Linked DNA regions of Mus musculus: region 1 is linked to region 2. Evidence: chromatin contacts called from ENCODE POLR2A ChIA-PET data. All regions are on one chromosome and are shown on one strand. The core of a region is the stretch at or near the end of the contact, and the rest is flanking DNA. Distances in the headings are between cores, read along the strand shown. Region 1 overlaps Prkci (protein kinase C, iota). Region 2 holds the start of Phc3 (polyhomeotic 3).

Region 1 (5,128 bases), core at 43-2,542, 54 kb before region 2:
TCCAGGAACCTGTGGTCAGCCAACCGCAGCCATGGGCAGCCAATCTGAGGACACCTTGTCCTTTGGCCTGAAGGATCCCTAGAGTAGAGCTAACCAATCACGGTAAAGGGGCACATACCACACACACACACACACACACACACACACACACACACACACACACTGGAATTCCCTTGACAATAAAAGCTGGGCCTGCGAGCCCACTCGGTGTCTCTATTCCTGAATGAAAAGACCCCTGCATGCAGGAAATTCCGCTGGAAAAAAAATGCTCTTTGCTTTTGCATACTATTTGAGTCTGGGTTATCATTCCTTGGTGATTCTTGGACCCTAACACAGGCAGTGACTGTAATGGATATTGTATCATATTACAACCTTGGTCAATTAAGTCACAAGAAAGAAACCACTAAAGTACTCTGGACTAAGAATAGTCTAGCTTGAGCTACTAAAAATTTTTTTTAGATTTATTTGACAAATATTTGCTAGCAGATATGTCTGTGCACTGTGTGTGTGTGTCTATGGCAGGTCAGAAGGCATCAGATCCCCTGGAACTAGAGTTCCAGACAGTTGTAAGGTACCTTGTGGGTGCTGGGATTTGAACCTGGGTCCTTTGCAAAAAGAACAGCAAGTGTTCTTCACTGCTCACCCACCTCTCCATCACCTTCTTTTTGTTTCTCTTCTCTCTTTAAACAAAGCATCTTTTACTCTTTGACAACTGCATAGATAGAAACAATGCGTCCTGATGATGTATACCCCAGCTCCACTTTCCCTCCCACTCCTCTGAAGCACCCCACGAGCCTTTCTCCCCTTCTGCCTCTTTCTTTGTTCACAGCTGCCCACTGAGCCCTCTCTGCTGGGATGATGACTGACCTCCCTGCACTGGTCACAGCTGCAGTGAGTCCTCGGCTGCAGAGGCCACAGCACAGCCCAAAGGCAGCGTTGCATTCCTCGCCTTCCTGCATCTCTCACATTCTTTGAAGCCCTCCTCTGAGATGCCCCTCCTCTGACGTGTTCCGAGCCTTTGGTGGGAAGGATGTCCTACCTAGGGCTGGACACCAGCTCCAGCTACTCTTAAATGTAAGTGGTGAATTTTAGTTACACACACAGAAGGGGAGGAGGACACACCTCTCTCAACTAAGCAGGCGAAGTGCAGAGTGATCCCTGGAAATCCGAGGTGCATTCCTCAATGAACAAGTCACTTAGAGCAAAGCTGGGCTTGAACTGGATCCTCCCCTCTGCTACTCTGGTGCTCATTCCTGTGGTTTTATGACACATTCCTGCATGCTACATGCCACTGGCTCTGACTAATCTTCAATTACACAGTGCACAGAACCCAGCTTACTACTTGAGAGAAACCATTTCCTATCTACATGGTCTCAAAGAAAACAGTGTCTGTTCTTTTCTCCAACTCAGCTGCCAAGTCCTCACTCCCTTTTATGTTCTGTGGACATTTATAACATTAGCTCTGATAAGTCACAGAACTGTGAAAGTCAGTTTTCGAATCACTAAGTTATAAGGTAAGTTGCACAGAAATAGAAAACCTAACCAGAACTGGCACAAAAAGAAGACTTACGTGGCCTTTTCTATTTCATGAAAGGCAGAAGATGGCAGCCACGGACTGCTTGTGAAGGCCAGAAGACAGAGAAAACGGTTCGGACAATAGACAAAATGAATGAGCGAGTGTGGTGACACTCACTGAAGGCAATACAGCAAACAGAAAACGCATCTACAGAATCAGTGGCTGCAAATACAAAGATCAGAAGACTGGGCAGAAGGGCCAAAGTAGCAAATGGCTTTTCTTTTTGTAAAATAATTTATTTTTATTTTTATATGCATTGGTGTGGTGTCTTCTTGAATGTGCATATGTCAAAGTGTCAGATCCCCTGGAACTGTAGTTACAGATAGTTGTGAGATGTCATGAAGGTGCTGGGAATTAAACCTGGGTCCTCTGTAAGGTAGCCAGTGCCCTCAACTGATGAGCCATTTCTCTAGTCCCCAAACCTCAGACACATGTAGTCCTTGTCTAGAAGAGTCTGATGTGAGTATGGCTTTTGTCCAATGAACAGTTACAACTCCATACACAGGTGGTCTACAATGTTCAAAATGAAGAGCTATGTCTTTCAACTGTGGGAGAGAATCTAGGCAAATTAGTGAACTACAAAACAGAGCCTAGGAAGAGAGAAGGATGAATCAGAGCATCAATGTTAAGAGTCATGGGATCCAATCCCAGAGAGTAGCAGTGAGCTTTCCTGAGGGAATGACAATACATTCTATTATAGTTCAGAACCAGAACCTTCCCCTCTTGGTGACTAGGGGTAGCTACTATACTACTCCTGTCTCTAGTTTACTATCCTGTCACCATTTCATGGATCTTTAGAACTAGCAGAGAGGCAGTCAAGGAACCCAAACCATAGATGGGCAAGACACAGGATTAGATGACCATCTTTGGACTGTGGACCTAATGTCATGATGAGCTAGGCTCTGAGGGGGTTTGTGAGAAGACGGTGAGTTAATCATACATTAACTTACTCCTGCACAGACACCACACACATTCAACCTGTTAGTTAACCATACATTAACTTACCCCTGCACAGACACCACACACATTGAACCTGTTCTGTTTTTCTTGGATTGAGGGCCTGCGTGATACATGTGACCTTTTTCGACCATATGTTTGATGCATAAAGCACTCTATGTAAGTCATTACAAAACAAAAATGACCAGGAAAGGTATTTTTCAAAGCTAACACTATTACCAAATTCTAAATGTCTAAAATAAAATACAAGTACATTCTGAGTATTTGCTCATTGTAGTTAATTTTGAGGTAATTAAAGAATTAATAAAATCTGGATATTGACCAGTAGGCTTATTCTTATTTTCCACACAGCCCTTTTGTTTGTTTGTTTTTAGCTATAAAAAGAAGCAAATAAGCAGCAGGCTTCAAACAAAATGTTAATATGAAAGATCCAACTGTGTAAAATAACCTGACAAGATGCAGAAACAGTTCACTGTATTTAAATCCACTTTCCACTCCCTGCCCCCCTTGGGCTCATGGCCATATCATAAGGCAAAATGCATTTAGTCCAACTTCAAAGGTCCCCAAAATTGTTCATGTTCAACACTGCTTAAAAGTCAAAAGTCTCTTCTGAGACTCAAGTCAAACTTTTAACTGTAACCCTCTAGAAAATAAAACAAATTTGCATATTTCTAACATACAATGGCACAGAATATATATTGTCATTCAAAAAGGTAGTTATGAGGGCATAGAGAGGAACCACTAGACTAAATTACAGCAGGGCAAACTGCAAGTCTTGAATGGGTCCGCCCTTTTAGCTTTGTTGCCTGCAAGATACTCCCAGGCTGGCTCCACTCCATGTGTGCACATCCCTTGGCAGATCTCCCACGACTCTGGCACTTCTAACATCTAGGGGTCTCTAACAATCCAGTCGCTTTCACAACTTCACACAATGGCATCTTGTGACTTCCATGCCGGAACTAACTCTCTTGCCCCAGTGCCCTCAGTGGTTCTCCTTAACTGTGGAGAAGTTTCCATAACCCTTCCTCAGGTTTTTTCATTACTCTAAAGCTGGAAGGTCGGGTGACCGCCTGGGTCCTGGGCCTCTCTTAAAAAAAAAAAAAAAAGATTTATTTATTATTTATTTTATGTGAGTACACTGTTGCTGTCCTCAGACACACCAGAAGAGGGCGTCAGAACCCATCACAGATGGCTGTGAGCCATGATGTGGTTGCTGGGAACTGAACTCAGGACCTCTGGAAGAGCAGTCTTAATCCTCTCTCCTCTTTCAGCACAAGCCTTGGCCACAACATTACATTGCCTCCCGTTTTTCTCTTCAACTGTAGTTATGTATTTCTCTTGCTTGTCCCACTTGCTCTTTTCACTAGAGACCTGCACAAGAGCAGGTCGTCATGAAACCTCATCCTCCAACAAGTTTTCTTTTCACGTGAGCCTCAGGCAAATTCTTGGAACTACAGAAGAAAGAAGCCACATTCTTTGCCAAAGCAGCCAGCCACAGGAATAGTTTCGCTGGCGCCATTGCTAATAGTGCTTCTCTGAACCATTTTGAGCAGGGCCTACACAGCCCACACTGCTCTCAGCACTGCTGTCTTCCAAGCTCTTCTAGGATGGACTACTTAACCCTGCTTACAGCATTCAAATGTAACTTTTCAAAATCCCAAAGTCTTCTACAATTCTTTAAAAAAAAAAAAAGGTCAGTTTGTCACAGAAACAGCCCCATCCTGGAGAACCTGGGTTCTATTTCCAGTAACCACATAGTGGCTAAAAATGTAACTGCAGTTCCATGGGATCCAAAACCCTCTTCTAGCCAGCTCAGACACTGTATGCATATGGTGCATAGAGATACATGTAAGCAAACACCCATATACATTAAACACACACACACCAAAGACAAAGCATCATACTGTACCTTATAATCACTTTCAGTTAGAACTAACCTTTAAAACTATCAGAGAAATAACTTACATCCATCATTCCCTGTCCTGTGCAAGAACATACTTAGTGATAGTTTACTGTTCACCTAAAATGGTTTGCTACTGTGGCCTACTAGTTCACTCACATTAGGAGACCAAAGAAGCAGGGTGGGGTGGAGGTGGGGGTGAGGGGTGGGGACCTGTCACTCCAAGTTCCAGGTCTGCCAGGACCACATAACAAGACCTGCTTTTAGCAAACAAACAAACAAACAGGCCCACTTAGGGGCTGGTGAGATGATGATGACTCAGCAGTTGAAAGTACTCACTGTGGCTCTTGCACGGGTTTAGTCCCCCTGACAGAACTGGTTACAGATGGTGGTGATCTACCATGTGAGTGCTGGCATTTGAAGAGATTTATAAAAGTGCTAACTAATGGAGTTTATGTCTTTTAGGATCTTCTCCTATGGTTATCAATTTCTAATACCCCCATAACTTAGTAGGGCTGTTGTTAACAGACTGAGTTGACCAGTGGAAACTGAGTATCTCTGAGATGTTCCATACTCCCAGTTATGGGTAACAAGGCCCCACTATCCTCAGACAGGTCATAAATGCTTGTGAGTACATGTCACTAGGTGATTAAGGCTCTGACATCACCCTAAATGAACACAATTGCTAGGACTGC
Region 2 (4,820 bases), core at 430-2,929:
GTCAAACTGCTAAGGGGTCAGTTGTACTGTCTAATTTTATGCCAACTTGACACAAGGCTAAAGTCATTGGCGAGGAGGGAGCCCCAACTGAGAAACTATCTTAATAATATCAGTGTGTAGGCAAGCCTGTAGGGCATTTTCTTAGTGATCAATGTGGGCAGGCCCCACCTATTGTGGCTGGTGATCCTGGTTCTATAAGAAAGTAGACTGAACAAGCCAGTAAGCAGCAGCCCTCCATGACCTCTGCATCAGCTCCTGCCCTGCTTCAGTTTCTGTTCTGACTTCCTTTGGTGATGAACGGTGATATAGAAGTGTAAGCCAAATAAACTCGTTCTCCCATGACCTGCTTTGGGGATGGTGTTTCATCACAGCAATGGAACCCTGAGACACTGAGATTAGTGCACTTCATCTCAGGAAATAGGAGACACTGTTTACGATCACTATGCTTCTTTCTCAGTCAAGAGCAACAGAGATTTGCTTATTTCTTGGATCTATGAAGCAAAGTCACACTGTGTATGTATGTCTACAAAATCCACTTTTCAGACTATTTTGGATACATATTTTTAATGTTTTATAGTTGTAGTTAATTTTTCTTCTTTCTTTCTTTCTTTCTTTCTTTTTTTTAAACACAGTCTTACATATCCCAGGCTAGCCTTAAAATTTCTGTTAGACCCGAGGTGGGGAAAAACATTTCCACAACTGTCTGATTAAGCAAGCTATACTTAGACTGGCTAAAGGCTGCCTCATCCAAGTTCAGGTTTCAGAAAGCAGCCCCTCACTGGCTTTTGAGGTCTCTGTTGTGGGGCAAGGATTAGGGTTGATAGATTACAGCTGTTGAGAGCGTTGGCTGTTAGCACCAGGACAGAAGAATGGGGGGACTCAGGGCTCAAGGCCGGCTGTGAGGTATACAAGGGTAAGACACTATATGGAAGGGGAGTCATCAGAGATGTTCAGGAGTTTAGCAAGGCAAAGGAGTATACATCATGGGGTTACAAATTCAGCAGAGGTTAAAAAGCATGGTTTTCAGGATATCTTAGGTTCAGGAAACAGAAGCTTACCCTTGCAAGGTATGGGGACACCATCCCCAAAGCAGGACATGAGGGAAAGGGTTTATTTGGCTTACACTTCTATAGCACCGTTCATCACCAAAGGAAATCAGAACAGGAACTCAAGTAGGGCAGGAACCTGGAAACAGGAGCTGATGCAGAGGCTGATGCAGAGGCTGTGGAGGGCTGCTGCTTGTTCAGTCTGCTTTCTTATAGAACCAGGATCATGGGGTTTCTGTTTTACATTATATAGTCTAGGATGACTTTGAATTTTTATTCAAAACAACACTTTCTAAGGGCCTAGCCATGTCTGGTTTATGTGGGGCTGGGTATTGAACCTAAGACTTGATGCACGTTTCTGAAAGTATTCTAGCAACTTCTACATTTCCAGCGCTAAGCAGAACTTTTTCTATATTCGTCGCAGACCCCGGGCTAAGACAAAGATTCTGAGCCATAGAAATAGAGGGTGTCTGGGAAGGACCACTTAGGGAAACACAGGCCACCTCACAGAGAGAGTTGAGGTGGGAGGGAGCCTGGCAGTCGCTGGCCTCACGTGACCTCTGCGCCCCCCGCCCCCCAGATCCCGCCCCTCGGCTCTTGGCTCTTGCAGGGGGAAAAGGAGGCGCATGCGCACTTCGTGTTAGTGATGGAGGAGAGAAGATGGCGGAAGCGGAGTGAGTGACTTGCTGGTGACTGATGTCGTAACCGGGGGGCGAGTGAGGGCTGCGACACGTTCCCCCGAGGCAGCTCTTGGGGCTCCGAGGCTGGCGGTGCAGGGCGGAGGCGAGGCGGGAGCCACGGCGTGGTGGAGAAGCCCGACTGTGGGAGGAGGATGGCAGGTCCAGCCAGCCTCCCCTCGGGAGTGCGTGCTGCGCCGTGCGGTCCCGGGGCTGTGTGGTCCTAAGCGCACAGCTACCCGGGGGACCCTAGTCTCCGGGCTCTCCCGGGACGCGAGCCCTGCGGCGCTCGGCCGGGGCTGTCATTCCAGCCGCGGTCCCCGCCGAGGTGTGTCCGGCTGGGCAGGCGCCGCCGGGCCTCCGCGCTGGCTCCTGCGGGCCCGTAGCCGTCTGTCTGTCCGTCCGTCCGTCCGTCCGTGCGGCGGGGGCGCGGGGAGGCGCAGGGAGGCGTCCGGACAGCGGCTGCGGCCCACGGCCGAGGCTCCCCACCTCCCCGGCCTTTCCTTGCAGTCCCCCTCCGGGCTCGGGCTGCGGCGGCGAGCCTCCCTCCCTGGAGGGCCGCATTCTTGGGTAGCGCTGTGATGCTATGCTCAGTTGGCGACTTGAAACTTCAGGTTCCCGGGTAGGCCTCTGGAGTGCCAGAGCTGAACGCGGCAAGTATTTCCGTGCCAAGCCCGTGCGCTCCCCGAAAGTGTTCTTTTGTACCAGGCCTCGAAATGTAAAGCGATGGTTTGCCCAGTTGCACACATCCAATGTTTAGAATTACTGTCTAGGTTCCCTGACCATTTTTGGTTCGTCAGAACTCACTGTCTTCTTCGCCCGCCTTTGGGCTTTGAGAGCACAGCTGAGCAGAATAAGACTTTGAAAGGCCAGGGTTTACGGTGGTGGCTTGGATGCCATTGGTCCCGGTGCCAAAGTGTTTTGACACGCAGTAGTTTCAAGATTTTACCTTACTGCTGATTGAGTGTAGTATTGAGCAGGTGCCATATGATACTGTGGTTTGCTGATTGGAAGGAAATGAACAGCAGAACGTCTAAAAATGTGATTCAGCTCCCACTAAAAGAAGTTAGCAGCCCCATCTGTTTTTCCTTTCACCTTACTTTCTCCCTTGTATATTGGAGCTGTTAATACAGCCTATGGTGGCTGGAGACTCCTGAGTCTCATTGAGGCCAGCCTGAGCTACGTAGTGACACCCTATTTTGTTTTGATTTTTAAGAAAGAGAAGTAAATGTTCTTGTTACAGGCTTGTCGACGGTGGGAATGCCAGCCGGTTCAACTTTTATTTCTCAGGAGAAAAAGACAGACAAGGAAGGAGGAATCCAGTGGATTCTCATGGGGCCTTCTGAGCCTGGGGTGACAGCTACTGTGGTTTTAGTTTGTAACAGCATGGAAGCCCTTAGAGGCTTGGCTTTATTAAAGTATAGATTTCTCAGTGGGTAAAAATTTGTACTACAACATAAATGACATAAGATCATAATACTGGAGGGAAAAGATTAGAAAGTTTGGTACAAACGTGTACTTTACTGGTTGTGCATTGGAAGCTGAATAAATTATATTCCACACCCCCAAATTTTAGAGCAATTTTCTGTGGGGGGGGGATTTTTGTAAAGATGTAAGAAGTTGCTTATATTTGCTACTTTATTTCTTTATTTCTTATTTATTACTTAAGTGGGCTAATCCGGTATCAAGCTAAACTTCTGACACTAGAGTTAGTAAGGACAATGGTGTCGTCTAAGAAAAGCTACTGAGAATTGAAAAAAATGAACTTAAAATTTCTTACGTATAGGTAGCTGCGTATATGTGTGTACATTATTGCCATGTATGTGCCCAGTCCCTTGGAAGCCAGAAGAGGGCATCTGATCCCCTGGAACTGGGTTTTGGAGGGTTGTGTGGGTGCTGGGCATCAAACCCAGGTCCTTTGGAATAACAGTGCTCTTAACCATTTGAGCCATCTCTTCAGTCCCACTAACATGTCCTTAGGATCTTATTTTTAATTTTATCTATTTTTTTTGAAACAAGGGTGTTGTGTAGCCCAGGCTGGCCTATCACTTAGTATGATGTAGCCAAGGGTGACCTTCTTCAAGTGCTGGGATTGCATGTATATGTGCCACCGTGCCAGGTGTACTAAGACACTTTAAATAACTGCACGGCAGCTACAGTTAAACCAGGAAGGAAGCTACTCCTTAGGAATCTTCTCAGAATGACTCTGAGGGGCGGAGAGATGGCTCAGTAGTTAGGTGCCTTTGTTCCTGCAGAGGACCTGGATTCAATTCCCTGCACGCACATGGTAGGTCAGAACTGTCCATAATTGCTTATGTGCAGGGCACACAGGTACATACACACATCCGCTCTTCCCCCATATACCCAAGAACACAGTAAGGACTCTGATAGTGCTCAAGCCCCACCCTCTTAATATTCTCTCACTACTTTATCTTTTGGTTTCAAATTTGTCTTTTTTTATTGAAAATTCTTTTTTTCATACAACATATTTTGGTTGTGTTTTTTCTTTCCCCACCCATAATCTCTCCTAGCTTCTCCCCACTTTCCTACCTACCCAACTTTAAGTTCCCTTTCTCTCTTTTTTAAACAAATAAACATAAAAACAAAAACAAAACTCCAGAAAGACCTCAGTGGTGGTGATGGTGGTCCATACTTTTAATCTCAGGAGGCCGAGGCAGAGGCAGGCAGATCTCTGAGTTTGAGGCCAGCCTGGTCTACAGAGCATGTTCCAGGACAGCCTGGGCTACACAAAGAAACCCTGTCTTGGAGAGGAAAAAAAAAAAGAAAAGAAAAGAAAAGAAAAGAAAAGAAAAGAAAAGAAAAGGAGAATCCCACAAACATCTCCCCATGAAAAACCCCATTAAAAACAAAAATCCAAATAAATAAAAGACTAATTCTAGACAAAAATTGTCAAAAACAAAGCAAAATGAAGCAAAAAGTTCCTGGAAATACTGTTGAGTTCATTTTGTGTTGGCTAACTATTTCTAAGCGTGGGTTGATATATCCAGTGAGACTCCATTGGAGAAAACTGAGTTTTCCCATTGCCAGTGGGCATCAGTTGCAGATAGCTTCTTGGTAGGAATAGGACCCCATGTCC

The links. ChIA-PET counts read pairs that join two places held with the same protein, here RNA polymerase II (POLR2A).
Region 1: POLR2A ChIA-PET joins it to region 2 with 69 read pairs in Patski. The contact joins the enhancer-like site here to the promoter of Phc3 in region 2. POLR2A ChIA-PET finds 5 or more read pairs at or near these places in 3 of 5 experiments (Patski and embryonic stem cell).

What each region holds. Positions count from the first base shown.
Region 1 is chr3:31,019,120-31,024,247 of GRCm38, reverse strand. All of the region lies in intron 2 of Prkci (protein kinase C, iota), which reads right to left. Among named protein-coding and RNA genes, the nearest start is that of Mir7008, 17 kb to the left of the region's middle. Within about 2 kb of position 1,292, at least 1 of the 3 ENCODE cell types and tissues checked has a DNase peak (open chromatin) inside an H3K27ac peak, as active enhancers do.
Region 2 is chr3:30,966,274-30,971,093 of GRCm38, reverse strand. Phc3 (polyhomeotic 3) reads left to right here and starts at 1,679. Exons shown (of 15, transcript NM_001165954.1): 1 at 1,679-1,720. The coding sequence starts at 1,707.